2 separate regions of the Mus musculus genome follow, and region 1 is linked to region 2. Evidence: chromatin loops called from intact Hi-C (ENCODE). Cell type or tissue: gastrocnemius. All regions are shown on one strand. Each heading gives the region's core, and the rest is flanking DNA. Links, peaks and the distances in the headings are about the cores only. Region 1 overlaps Gm15767 (predicted gene 15767). Region 2 overlaps Ppfibp1 (PTPRF interacting protein, binding protein 1 (liprin beta 1)).

Evidence for each region. A loop is a pair of places that touch in the nucleus more often than their neighbours do. Peaks named below come from ENCODE experiments on the same cell type or tissue, not always from the same donor. Only the 100,000 strongest peaks of a DNase experiment are listed, where the experiment ranks them.
Region 1: it touches region 2 in a loop (6-fold over the local background); 22 of 42 quality-filtered maps call a loop at or near these places.

Annotation. Positions count from the first base shown.
Region 1 is chr6:147,236,623-147,243,557 of GRCm38, forward strand. It overlaps Gm15767 (predicted gene 15767), which reads right to left. Exons shown (of 2, transcript NR_157237.1): 2 at 5,593-6,242. Among named protein-coding and RNA genes, the nearest start is that of Gm15767, 3.7 kb to the right of the region's middle. In gastrocnemius, for the core only: a CTCF peak has its summit at 3,808 (motif pointing left); a DNase peak (open chromatin) is centred at 3,780.
Region 2 is chr6:147,005,204-147,012,138 of GRCm38, forward strand. It overlaps Ppfibp1 (PTPRF interacting protein, binding protein 1 (liprin beta 1)), which reads left to right. Exons shown (of 31, transcript NM_001355728.1): 14 at 645-799; 15 at 4,769-4,884; 16 at 5,660-5,716. Among named protein-coding and RNA genes, the nearest start is that of Rep15, 24 kb to the right of the region's middle. In gastrocnemius, for the core only: no CTCF peak of the experiment used is centred there; a DNase peak (open chromatin) is centred at 3,134; H3K27ac peaks cover 260 bases.

The DNA.
Region 1 (6,935 bases), core at 972-5,971, 230 kb after region 2:
ATGTATCTATGTATCTATGTATCTATCTATCTATGTATCTATCTATCTATCTATCTATCTATCTATCTATCTATCTATCTATCTATCTATCTATCTATCTATCTATCTATGTATCTATCTATCTATCTATCTACCTATCTATCTATCTATCTATCTATCTATCTATCTATCTATCTATCTATCTATCTATCTATCTATCTATCTATCTATCTATCTATCTATCTATCTATCTATCTATCTATCTATCTATCTATCTATCTATCTATCTATCTACCTATCTATCTATCTATCTATCTATCTATCTATCTATCTATCTATCTATCTATCTATCTATCTATCTACCTATCTATCTATCTATCTATCTATCTATCTATCTATCTATCTATCTATCTATCTATCTATCTATCATGTGCTGTCTTCTTACCTCAGCTCCTGAGTGCTTGGTTATAAGTATGAGCCAATATGCTTGGCCAAGAATGATAACACTATTAATTATTCAACTATTTAAAGGCCATAGCTTCTTATTTGTAGCTAATACTTGACTCTGTCATCTAATGTGGTACAGGCACTCATGGGAGTGTTTCTTCTCCTAAAGACGAGTTCGCTTTATCACATGGCAAACAATAGACCCAAACACATTTATCCTGCCAAACAGGCAGAGCCTCAAGCAGAAAACAGTGACACTGCTAAGCTGAGCTTTCCCTAAATCCATTAATCAGCTACAGTTTTAGAGGAGAGGGGCCAGCCATGCACAAGCAAAATGAAGACATTCTTCAGTGAACTTTTTCAAGAAAGAAAGTGAACGTGGAAAGAAATCCAGGAAAATCCTGTCTGATAAGGGACACAGAATATACACTTCACCCTTGAAACTCATCCTTATATAACCAGACTGAAAAGCCAGCAAAGGCATATATAGGCTGTCTCCAGAGATATGCTAAATGCTGAAGCCATTACAGATGTGCAAAACCCAAGGAAAAGACAAGTGCACACTCATTTTGTGGCTGACAAAAAGAAAGGTGCTGCTGCTGATGTGGAGAAACCAGTACCCTTTCTCACTCCTGACGGGAGTGTAACAGGGTTCTACTACTTTGGAATGAAGTTTGAAAGTCCCCCAGAAAGCTAACTACATAGCCAGGTGTCACTATAAACATGTGTATATAGCGATCCCAGCATTAGAAGTGGGGCCAGAAAGACCATGAAAAGTTCAAGGCTAGCCTGGGCTACATAGGAGGTTCCTCTTGGCCAGTCAGGCTGTATGCATAGGAAGATCTTGAGAACCCTGTCCATCCACGGGCACAGGTAGGCTTGACATCCAATGCTAATTCTACCAATCACAGTCTGTCTGGTCTTGGTAGCTGATGGTAGTCTATGTGTCTAGTTGATGTAATTAGCCATATAGACAGTGGTACTCTCTACCTTGCAGTCCTGGTATAAAGAATTAATGATAACCTGTGTGAGGACACAGTTGGGTTCACAGCATACATTCAGCGGGCCATAACTATTATAGTTGATCACAGAAATTCATAGAAAATAAATTTAGTAATACGCATCAAAACCATAATGTGTTCACATTACTTGATCTCAAAGTTGAGCTCTGAGCTCCACAGGCACATGGAAGAAAGTGTACCACTATACTGACTAGCTAAAGGATGGCATAGTTTCCACAAAGCATGGTAACCGCGTGGACAAGTTTCCTTTTAAAATGTGTTTCAGGCCAGGTGAGTGATACACACCTTCAATCTCAGCACTCAGGAGGAAGAGGCAGAAAGATCTCTGTGATTCTGAGGCCAGCCGGTTCTACTACATAGTAAGTTCCAGGCCAGGCAAAGTTACACAGTGAGATCTTGTCTTTTTATTTTTTTTTTTAATGTCTTGTTTCAATGTGGTGCATCAAAGGATAGAATTAACAGAGTGAACAGACAGCATGAAGATGGGAGATGACATTTGGAAATCACATATCTGACAAGGGGCTAATAGCAGAACAAACAAATAAATAAATAAACAAAGAAACAAGCAAACAAGAAACCAACAAAGAATGCTACAACCCAGGAACAGAAAGATGACTTACCTGATCTAAACATGGCCTGAGGAATGAATGTTTCCCTAGATGACATACAAAGGGGGCAACAAGCGTGTGAGTAGCTGTGTAATATCTTTGTATAATCTTAGAAATACAAATGAAAATCATAGCATTTTATTGTACCTATTATCAAAAAGTAAAAGATAAAGTTGATGATGACTTGGAGACGCTAGAATCCTTGTCCTGTGTTGGTAGGAATGAAAATGGCACAGTTGCTAAGGAAAAGAGTGCAGAGTTCCAAACAAGCAAACAAACAACAACAAAAAACAGAAACAAAACCCCAAAACCTGACTGTGACACCATGAGACCGAGATGGTGACCTGTAATTATCAACCTGATATAATTTAGATTCATCTGGAAAAGAGTCTCGGTGAAGGACTGTCTTTATTGACTGGCCTGTGAGCATGTCTATGGGGCAATGTCTAGATTACACTGAGATGGGAAGACTCAGCCCACCATGGGTGGCATCATTCTCTAGTCAGGAGATCCAAACTGTAAGAGTAGAAAAACAGCTGAGCGCAAGCAAGCAAGCAAGCAAGCAAGCAAGCAAGCAAGCAAGCAAGCAAGCAAGCAAGCAAACAAGCAAACAAGCAAACAAGCAAGCATGTGTGTACTTGTTTCTCTGTATTCCTGACTATGGATGTGATGTGACCAGCTTTTTAAAGTTCTTATCTTGGTTACCGCCCCCCCCCCATGAACTGTAATCTGAAAATATAAGCCAAATAAGTCCTTTCTTCCCTGAATTGCTTTTTTGACTGAAGTGTTTCATCACAGCAACAGAAAGAAAACAAAAATGAGAGTATATATATATCCAGAGAAACTGAAAGGGTGGTAGAAGGCTACTGGCATACCCGGGGTCACAGCAGCATTATCATTACAGACAGCAGGGAGAAGCAACATAGATGTTCACTGATGGATGAGTGAATAAACAAAATGTAGCAGTTGGATACATGTTTATCCCTAAGGTGGAAGGAAACTGTGACACTGCTATAGTCTGGACGACCTGAGCATGTCACATAAAGTGAGCCAGCCACAAAAGACAAATGCTGCATGACTCTGTATGATTGCGGAACCTAGAGTCACCAGAATCACAGAGAGTGGAATGGGATCGCCAGGCTCTGGGGCAAGTGTGATTTTTGGAAGAGTTTGAAGGCTGCCAGATTTACCTCTTCTGGAATTTTTACACAGAAACACGTGTCACAGAATTGGCTGCATACTTAGAAATGGGTGAGATGGTTTAAAAGTATTAGGTGTTCACTACAGTTACTAATTGAAAATATGTAGAGAGATTAGACCAATACAAATTGAGTGCTTTTGAATGCAAAGTGAGAGATGATGCTGAAAAACAGAAGGCTGGAAGCATCCATCAAGTCTCACTGTGGGAGGCATGGAGAAACCATAGAGAGGGGGAGGCAAGGTAGAACACACCTGACAGCAGTGTTGGGAGGATCAGAAGCAAATTCTATGTTTGTATAACTAGGTAAGAATATGTAGGAAAAACTACAGAGAATAAGCACATGAGCAGTTTTTATCCTTCCTGAAACATTCTCTCTCCCTCTCTCTCTCTCTCTCTCTCTCTCTCTCTCTCTCTCTCTCTCTCTCCTTTTCTGCTTTCTCTAAGCTGCCTTAGTGCGTGGCTAGCAAGAGCTCACAGAAATCTATCACGGTTGGGTCTTTACAGGGTGGCCGACTCTGGTGCTGCCACCTACTGGTCACTCCCAGGCCGTCATGGATTTAAGCTTGCCCAAACCATTTTGTTTCAAGCCAAATAATTAACAATTTAAGAATTAGACTGAAATTGTTTTAGTATATTATCTTAAGAGGTATCTCTCAGAAACTGGCTCTGGTGAACTCTGCCTGTAAGTCTAGCTGCTCCAGAGGGGCTGAGATGGGATGACTGAACCTTCAGCACATGGCCTGGAGAATAGAGAGGGCAAGGCCAGCTGGAGCAACTTTGCCAGAGTCTGTCTCCAAATTATAAGTAAAAGGGAGCTGGTGCTGTAGCACAGAGGTGGAGCACTCACATACACATGGGAGGCCCTGAGTTGTTGGGCTTTGTTTTTGTATCTAGGTAACATATAAATTCTGAAAAAGCACAGAAATGTATAAATGATTGTCTGTATCCCAGAGCCACTTCGTAGAATAAGATTACAGAGCAGATACATCCTCCATGGCTTGGATTCTGATAGGGGTCCCTTGGCATATTGACAGAGAACAGAATGGAGAAAAACCTGGGGGATTTGATTTCAATTAGTTTGGAAAGTTCTGGGTTTTAAAAAGTAAAGCAAGGTCATTTTCTGCAGAATTCCTCAGGAATTTCCCCAGCTGAACACCAGGATTTTGTACCAGGCCATGCCTTTTGGCAACATGTGTCAGTTAAGACATTTTTGGGAACACAGACACTGATCGACGTCATCCTGCCTGCACTCCAGAAAGAGACCAGTAAGTTTTTATGTCATTTCAAGAGGGCAGGGTAACTTCAAATATTAGGTAAAAAAAAATAGGGATTAATAATTATAGTGGCAAGTTGATTGGAGCCAATGGGCATTTCAACTTCAATAATCATGGCACTGTGTGGGTCATGGCACTGTGTGGGTCATGGCACTGTGTGGGTCATGGCACTGTGTGGGTCATGACACTGTGTGTGTGGATGGGTAATGCATATGCTAATCTTCTCCATAACATTGCTGTGTGGGTCTGCCAATGGTTTTCTTAATCTTGGCCATTTTTAATTTCATTGTGGCCATGTTGTTGTGATCTCTCGCAGATTCCTGGGGGAGCAAGGCAGAGAATTAAATCTATTAATCTCGAATGAACTGCTCTTAAGAGTCTGCAGTGCTGACTCAGTAACTATTGGCCATTTCTTTTGGTTCTTTCTCAAAGTTAACATTGATTAATTCTGAGATTAGGCTTTTAGTATTGACGTAAGCCAGAAATTGAACTACAGTCACCCCATATTTATAAGTCCAGTCATTTCAAGGCTGTCCTGTGGTACAAGGCTGGGTCGGTGATGATGTGATGGATTGGAAGATGGGAGGGAAAAACGTCTTGAAGCAGCTGGACCTTGAGCATGATTCAGAGGAGAAGGCTGTGGTTAGGTTGTTGTTCCAGAGATATGGAAGAGACTGAGTAAAAGCCCAGAGCCAGGAGAGGAAGAACCCAGGGCAAAAGGAGCCATACAACAACAAATGTAGCTGGTCTGGAAAGTGAAGGCCAGGACAGAGGGAATTGTGAAGACAGCCAGAAAGGGCTTTGAAAGAAAGACTCGGATATGTGGGTTTGGCTGGAGGTGTAGCCAGAGTAAAGCTCCAGGTCATTAGAGGATAAGGTTAAAGTGATAAACATGGGAAAGAGGGAAAAAGAGAAAGATAATGCCTGTGTAAGTGTAGAGTCCTACAAGCACAGTGAGCCCCGATACATTTCTCATAGACTTGAAATTGGGTAAGTGGGTATTTGTTGGATGGGTGCACAGGGATGGGCGAGGATTGACCAAATAAAGGAGAATTACAGAATTAGTTATAAGAACCTGTAATCAACACAGTGTCTGTCAGAGACTTTCTGGGGGAGACCCAAGGGGAATAATAGTAATTGTGAACACACGTGTGGGAATGAGGTACGTGCAATGCCAGCCACTCTTGTGATGAAGTCACAGCAAAAGAGGGAGTGCACATAAGATCCTTGCTTAGGAAGAGGGAGTGCACATAAGATCTTGCTTAGGAAGATAATGCATTCACACTCCACAACAAATCCTTACTGCATGTTGTACTACTGGTAGAGTGAAAGATATAGTCCCTGTAAAATGTGTAATCTCTCATGATATGGATATAGGGGAACAGCCAGCAGTTAACAGTGCAAGAGAACACCTGTGGGGAAAACCAATGCAAAGCCAGCCTGGAGGGCTGGATGGGAACATGCCCAGTAGGGAACAATCCTCAGGGAGAGGTGAGTCACAGCATATGCAGTGGGGTAGGCACGTCCATTAAGGAGCAGTTCCCAATCACATCAGAGAACACTGATTCTTCTCTAAGGAAGGCTGCTTTTCTTCATGGCTTTCCTTTAGCACAAGTATGTTGCCTGAGGGTAACTGGTAACTGATCTGGAAGAGAAGGGAGATCCTGATGGCCCCAGAACTTTCCATTCTTTCCTTCTGTGCTGTGGGAGCCTGTAAGAGGGACACACAAGACACATTGGGTTAGGGATCAGGTACATAGTGCTTGAAGAGCAGGTTGTAAGAAATCTGAAGGAAGAGTGTTGATTCTGATAAACTTGGTAACATAGGGACCCTTGAGAGGCCATACCTTTATAGTATGGCTTCCTTCCCTGTCATGGAGAGCTTCATTCCTGCAGAAAGGGAGATGGGAAAATGCTGACATTCTTCTTATAGAGCACAAGTTAGCAAAGGAAACAAAAATCTATCCCACGAGGATCAGAAACGCCAGAGAAGAGATTGTTGTTTTCCGAGATAGGGTCTCTGTCAGTGCAGCACTGGCTGGCCTGGAACTCACTATGTAAATTTGGTTGGCCTCAAACCCACAGAGATCCACCTGCTTCTGACTCCAGAGAGCTGAGTTGAGATTAGAGACGCGTGCAACCACTCCTGACAGCATTGTTGTTTTTATTATTACTTATTAATTTTATATAATAATGTGTTTTCTTACACACACACACACACACACACACACGATATATTTTGACCATATTCACCCCCACATTGCCCTCTATTTTTCCCTCTTAACTCATATTAGTCCCCTTTCTCTTATCAATGAGCTCCCCCTTTCCTTTCCCATCTTTTTGTTAGATGGTGACCTAGTGAGTTTAATTAGAATTGTTTACAGAAGCACAAGAGCTTTACCAG
Region 2 (6,935 bases), core at 840-5,839:
CATTTTGTGTATTTCCCGAAGCACAACAGTGATAAGAAGTACCATGTCTAAACGGCGACACTGTTGTTACCCAGAGTTAGATAGTCACACTGGGATAGACAGGTACATAGGTGGGTAGATACATAGAGTAGATAGGTAGGTAGGTAGTTAGGTGATAGGTAGTATATATATAGGTAAGTAGGTAGCTAGATGATAAGTAAGTTAGGTAATAGACAGACAGACAGACAGACAGACAACTTATGTGGGATAGGGTCTTACGTAGCCCAAGCTGGCTTTGAACTTGTTATGTAGCTGAGGATGACCTTGAACTCCTGATTCTTCTGCTCTCACCTTCTGAGTGCTAGGATTAAAGTTACACATCACCAAACAGGGCTAAACTAATACTTATGAAGCCTAAAAAGAATTAAAACAGAATTACAGCCAGCTCTTGAGTCCCGGAGCTTAGTTGCTTGCAGTTTAAGATGCTATATCCTGTGTTCTGTGTTGCTAATTTACATATGATGACAGGAGGAAGGCCTGTGTTTGCTTATACTTTGGCTGGCACTATAGCTCAGTGGTACAGTATATGTTCAAGAAAAAGAGAAATGCATCATTCCCATTCTTCCAAAAGTGGACTGCATGGTCACCTGCTTTTTCTTTTCCAGGTCAGGATAGTGAGTGTGAGGGCCTGTTCCATTCCAGCTCTATCTCCACCCTGTTGGATGCACAGGGTTTTAGTGATCTGGAGAGAAGCACTTCTTCTACGCCAGGAATGGGGTCTCCCAGCAGGGACCTGCTCCACACGAGTGCTCCAGAAGAGGTACGTGTGGGATTCTGACACTTTATGTTGACGGGGCAGTGCCTATACTGCTGTATACATCGCCAGTGCTGTGTGATGTGGGTTCTTTCCAGCAGTATTACCCACTGGTCTATTCTGGTAGCTTTTGTGTACTGTTGGTCTCTTTTCATTTTTAAATGTGTGCTTCCCTCTTTTTAATAAATGCCTTGGACAAAGTTAAAATTGCTTATAAAACTCAGTAAGAACAAGACAGGTAGGTTGACTTGTGCCTATAATTTCAGCTGCTGAAGAGGCAGAACATTCCTTGGTTAGAAACTTGAGAGCAGCCTAGAAGGACCCCAGTCTAAAAAAAAAAAAAAAGTGATCATCTTTGAGGTGGATACCCCAAAATATGAGATTATAGTTTATTTTTCAAAGACAGAGTACAAACAAGTCAGGTGAGGGTAAATAAGATTAAATCTAGTTTTGATGTTTCTGATGACTCAAAGTTTTTAGGCTTGGAAAAAGCAATCAGAGGGCATTGGAGTTTATTCACTTCCGTTCATGAAGGCTTCAGGAGCACCTGTTCATTATCTACTATCCAGCGCCAAACTGGCTGGATTGTCATCTTCCTGAGGAGCCTGCAGGGTGGGCAGCATTCAGCAGGAACACCTCAGCTCTGTCACTCAGCTCAGGAGCAGCAAGCAGCTTCTCACTGCAGTACCTGGTTGTTGAGGCAACCTGATACCTGAACCCTGTTCCACTGTACCCAGGCTGGACACCCCCCCCAACCCCTGAGAAGACCAGGTTTGCATCCCCTGACACGTGGCATCATTGGCATGCATCCCTGCTGCAGTCACAGGCCAAGCAGACTCACAGTGAGCAGACTGTCTCTAGTGTCTCAGTGATGTCACAGTGAAAAGAAGACATGGTGCCACCATTTTGGAAAATAGTCACCGTTTCACCTCCTAGGTGAATCAGTTTGCACCCTTCTCACATATAAAAGTCAGCCTTTCCTTCTCCACAGTTCTGCAGATGTCCCTCCCAGGAGCATCGTCCATTCAGGTTGATGCATAGGGGGGCCCCTCAGTAGTTCCTAGAGTATCATTCCAAACAACATACAGAGCTGGGAGCAAAGCAGTTCTCTGTACCCACATACCCAGCGCGTGTGGTGAGTCAGGAACAGGGTGACTTCTGTTGACACTCCTGCTTTTTTAAAAAGGGAAGAACGGAGGCGCCTGGTCATCCCTAGTCCATAACAGTCCAGCCCACTAGGCAGATGATGTCGCTTCTGTCTTAGAGACCACTTTTAGGCTCACCACTCTTCACTCCAAGTCTGCTTTCTTTTCCCCTCTGAGTATTTTCAGATGAATGTTGTCTCAGCTCTGCAAAGTGCCGTTGAGGTCCAGAGCATCCTTTAATTTCCTGTGGTGCCTATCCATTCGAGCCTGATTTTGGTGCATTGCCTTTAACAGTCAGAATCCTCCGCATTGAGAGCTTGTCCACACCTTCCTTGCAGCGTCCCAGGGCTAAGCTCCCTGCATGGCTGCTGGACTGCTGATCATGTGTAGTCTGATCAAGGCAGCAGTGTTCAGTCGTCCACAGCCTCAGGAGCCCAGGACTCCCCCAGTGCAGATTGGTCTTTGCTTTGGAGTCACTCCTTAACTTTAGTTTAATTGCTATCTGGAGCGACTAGGAAGTAGGAATGTCCTGCTCAACTCAACAACAGGCTCACTGTGTGCAACAGTTGCTTCCTCTCGACAGCTTCCCTCTCTTGTTTTCTTTCTCTCCTAGCTGTGGTTGATAATCCCACAACGAAACAGTAATGTTTGGTGATGAGTCTCCTTTTCTAGTACTTTTTATCTTTCCCCCTTTGCATGAGTACACTACACTGAGCTACATCTCTAGTCCTGAGCAAGTAAAAACTGAGTTGAATGAAAATTAATTCAAAGAGAAAACAACATAACACTTAAATGTTAGAAAGTACTAAAATAGTTCATCAATCAAGATATTAATTATGAAATAAGATACAGGGGAAGTTTCCTGCTTGTTAAATATGTTTGTATTATATTGAATTTATATTGAAAGGTGGGAAAACCAAACTTTGTTTTATTTTTGAGTCAGAGGCTCACTTTGTTGTTCAGGCCAGCATAGTGATCCTCCTGACTCAGCCTTCCAAAAAATAACCTTTGACAGTGTGCACATTTAGAGAGGAATCGCTTGTATATGTAGAATATACTGAATTGTTCTTCAGTCTTTGCTACATGAATCTCAGTTTAAAAATTTGTTTTTATTTATTTTGTGTGTATGAGTCTTTTTTCTGAATGTCTGTACACTGCTGCATGCAGTTCCCAAAGAGGTCAGAAGAGGGCACCAGATCCCCTGGAACTGGAGTTAACAGACACCGTGCCCACCATGCTGGGAATTGGAACACCATCCCTAGGAAGAGCAACCAGTGCTCTTAACTGTTGAGCTATGTCTGCACACCTTGTGAATTCCAGCTTAATGATGTGTAGTTTGTCATAAATGATGGTTCCGAACTGAATAAAAATAGCATGAAAAATAAAAATAAAAATTAATAGAATGCAACCAGAGTTTTGAAGAAAACCAGGAAGAAAAATTAAACTGAAACATTAAAGTTTGACACAGAAATCAAGAGAACAGGTCTATGTGTTACTGTATTTTCCCCACGGTTAGGAGTCTAGGGAAACAGTTGAACTTCAAGAAATATGGGTGAGTGCTAAAGAGATTACCCAGCATCAATTGCAAAGATTTCAATCAAAACCAAACGGGGTATATAGAAAGAGCCCCATTTTAAAAATAGGGTAATCTCTTTAACACTGCACCAGGCCAGTGCAAGAGAGCTAGGCACACCTGTAATCTCATAGGAGGCTGAGCTCATGGCCAGCCTGGACTACATAGGAGACTGATCAGAAAGAGAGTTAAAAAAGAGGTCATGAATGTGGGAGGGAGGGAGGGAGGGAGGAAGGGGGAAAAGGAAGGAGGGAAGGAGAGAGAAAGAGAGCAGTTAGCAAAGGGAAATACATGGAGGGCAGGAAAGTGAAGGGGGAAATATAAATTTTAATTTAAAAATTATTAATAAAAATTAGAGAGAGGGGACAGAGAGAACTGTGGCTTGGAACATAGCTCAGCACTGGACTATGTGGTAGGTCAGCACTACAAATAATTAAACGAGGAGCCCACTGGTTACCTGACTTGGAGTTCACACAGGTGTTTCCTTTGTGAGTTCTTGGTGCCGATCCTACTCTGTTCTCTAGTTCTCATACATTACCAGAAAACCCTAGTGTTAAAAATCCTTCAGGCCGGGCCGTGGTGGTGCACGCCTTTAATCCCAGCACTTGGGAGGCAGAGGCAGGTGGATTTCTGAGTTTGAGGCTAGCCTGGTCTACAAGGTGAGTTCCAGGATAGTCAAGGCTACACAGAGAAACCCTGTCTTGAAAAAAAACCCACCCCCCCCCAAAAAAATCCTTCAGACTCCAGCCCTAGGCCCCAGAGGTATTTGAGAAAATTATATCCATATTTCATTGTTTCTGTAGAGTCTGTTCTCACTGATTTTAATGCATTATTCACCAGATAGGATAGTTGAACATAGTCAACTTGTTCACGCATGAAAAGAACAATTAACCAACATGATGCATGTTATGTGTTAGACGTGTAGTAGAAATAAAAATGGAAATGGTACTTTGTTTACAATATATGTCGACCCTGAGGAGTCAGTACCTTGGCACTGGCACTCCGTGGGCTTGCCCCGTGATCGGGACATGGTACTTTTTTTAGTTTAGGTATTTTACTTTGTTATTCAGGATATTTGCTGTCTTAGGACCAAATTTAATCCTTTCTCCACAGTGCTTGCTCTCATCAACACCTTGTCTAGATGTTTGTAAATAGAGTTCCAAGCACTGGTGTATTTTGTAGACCAATTCTGTGATGCTTTGTTGCTCTGCGGCATGTGTTTTGATTGGTTTTCTTTTCACTTACATCTTTTTACAGTTTCACACCAGCGTCTTGCAAGCTTCAATCCCTTCACTATTGCCGCCATCTGTGGATGTAGACACTTGTGAAAAACCCAAGTTGCCTACCAAGCCCGAGACTTCATTTGAAGAGGGGTATGCCATTTATGGACTAGCATTGTGGTATAGATGCTCAGAGAAATAGAGCAACCACAGATAAGGGCACGTCACACTTACTTGCAGACACAGGTTTCACCGTCTGTTTTGCAATGATGAAACAACGGGGTGACAGTGGAGCCTGGAAGTGAGGGATGAGGTCAGAGCAGCCTTTAAGGGCTTGGGTATTACTTTCTAGGCCATAGATGCCTGTGAATAGTCAGCGAAGCAGGCTGAAGAGTGAAGTCAACAAACAGAAACACGGCTGTCTCTCCATAGGCAAATCGATACTTTGCCAGAAAATTCTCAAGTGAATTGCCTAACCTTGAAATAGACTTAAGAAAATATTTAAACTTAGATTCTTCTTTGCAATATTTTTTTTTAACATTTCCGTTCACTTAGAACATGTACAGACAGGCCCCAGCTAGGACAGCTTGCCTTGCGATTTTTTTTTTTTTTAACTCTACAATGTTGCCGTAGTTTCACTTCTGCACTGTTTTGACAGGTATGAGGTGGCCAGCACACCCTTTAACGTAGACTCTGTGGGAGAGATTTTTTTTTTTTTTGCCCAGCTGTAGGCTAGTGCGGTACTGTAAATATGAACAAGGAAGGGCAGACCAACTGTTTTTGGTTGATTAAGCAAAAGTCACTTTGATTTAACAGTGATTTGAGCTTCCTATGGGTTCTTTGGGACTTCACCATTGCAAAGCTAGGTGTGTCTGTGCGGTTTTCAATTCATGCCGTTAACAAATGCTTTTTTAAAAATATATTTTAGTGACGGAAGAGCAATCCTGGGCGCTGCCGCTGAAGTCTCCCTGAGTGATGGTGTTTCGTAAGTTGTATATCCTTGAGTATGAAGTGTGATCGAGGCTTCAGAAAACCGGGGATCTTTTGTGTTCATGTAACCATTACACAGTGACCAACTGGGTCATGAGAACTCAAGTGCGCAGGTCATGACAGGAGGGGCTGGAGGCTGATGTCACAGAAGCTCTCCACCCTGCTGTCTCAAGCCTGACGGTTGTAAATCTTTAGACACCGTCACCAGTTCTCATTGGGAGTTCAGCACTTTTAATTCATTTTGTGCTGATTTGTTATGTTTTATTCCAACAGGAAAGAATCCCAGAGAACTCGAAGCTGGCAGAGCTGCTTTCTGCACTTACATTTTAATAAACTGGCCTAATGTGAATGTTTACCCAAGTCAGAGTCTGGATTAGATTAGGAAAGCCCCAAACAACCAGGAAAGCCTATTTTCAGACAGAGTTCGCATGAGTTGTTTCTGTTTCTCTGTTATCTTTTATGGTTTTGGCAGTCAATATGACTGACAACTTACGTAAGGGGGAGAAATGCCTTTAAAGGTTTTGTTGCTCTAGCTCTTTTGGAGTAGATTCCTTCTATCGTCTCTTTCTCTGCTGTGCCTTCCTTTTTTATCCTGCATTGCTGGGGATCAGGCCTCTGGTAACTCACATGCCGAGCACACTGGCACTGAGGTACACCCCAGTGTCTCAGGTTGTGAAACTGGCCCCGTGTTTGTGCATTTAGTTTTTGAGTCGGGCCATCTCCAGCTGTGTATAACTGAACACTACTTATGAGAAAGAGAAAGTTTCTGTGATTTACAGGCTCCTCCTGTCTTCCTAGGGTAGCAAATGAGTTACCTTGGGCAATAACACGGATTCCTCTAGTGCCCTTTTTCACTTCCTCCCCTTCCTTCTCCTCTTCTCCCTCCTCCCCCTTCCTCTCTTGTTTGTCCCTCTCCCTCCTCCGTCTCCCTCCCCTCTTCTCTCTTTATTTTTGTCCTTTCCTTCTTTCTTTTTCACTTTTGGAGACAGGCTTTGTCCTGATAGCTCATGCTGATCTCAAACGCCCTTCTGCCTCTTATGTACTGAAATTTCAGGCATGCCCACAAAACCTGGCTTATTATGCTTTGATCAGAACTATTGACTGAATTGCTTTGCCAGACTCAAAACAGTTATTCCTCTTTGAAAGAAGAGAACATTTTCATTCTTAAGTAGAAGGGTTAGAGCTGAGCAGTGCACGGGCGTCTACGGAGCACC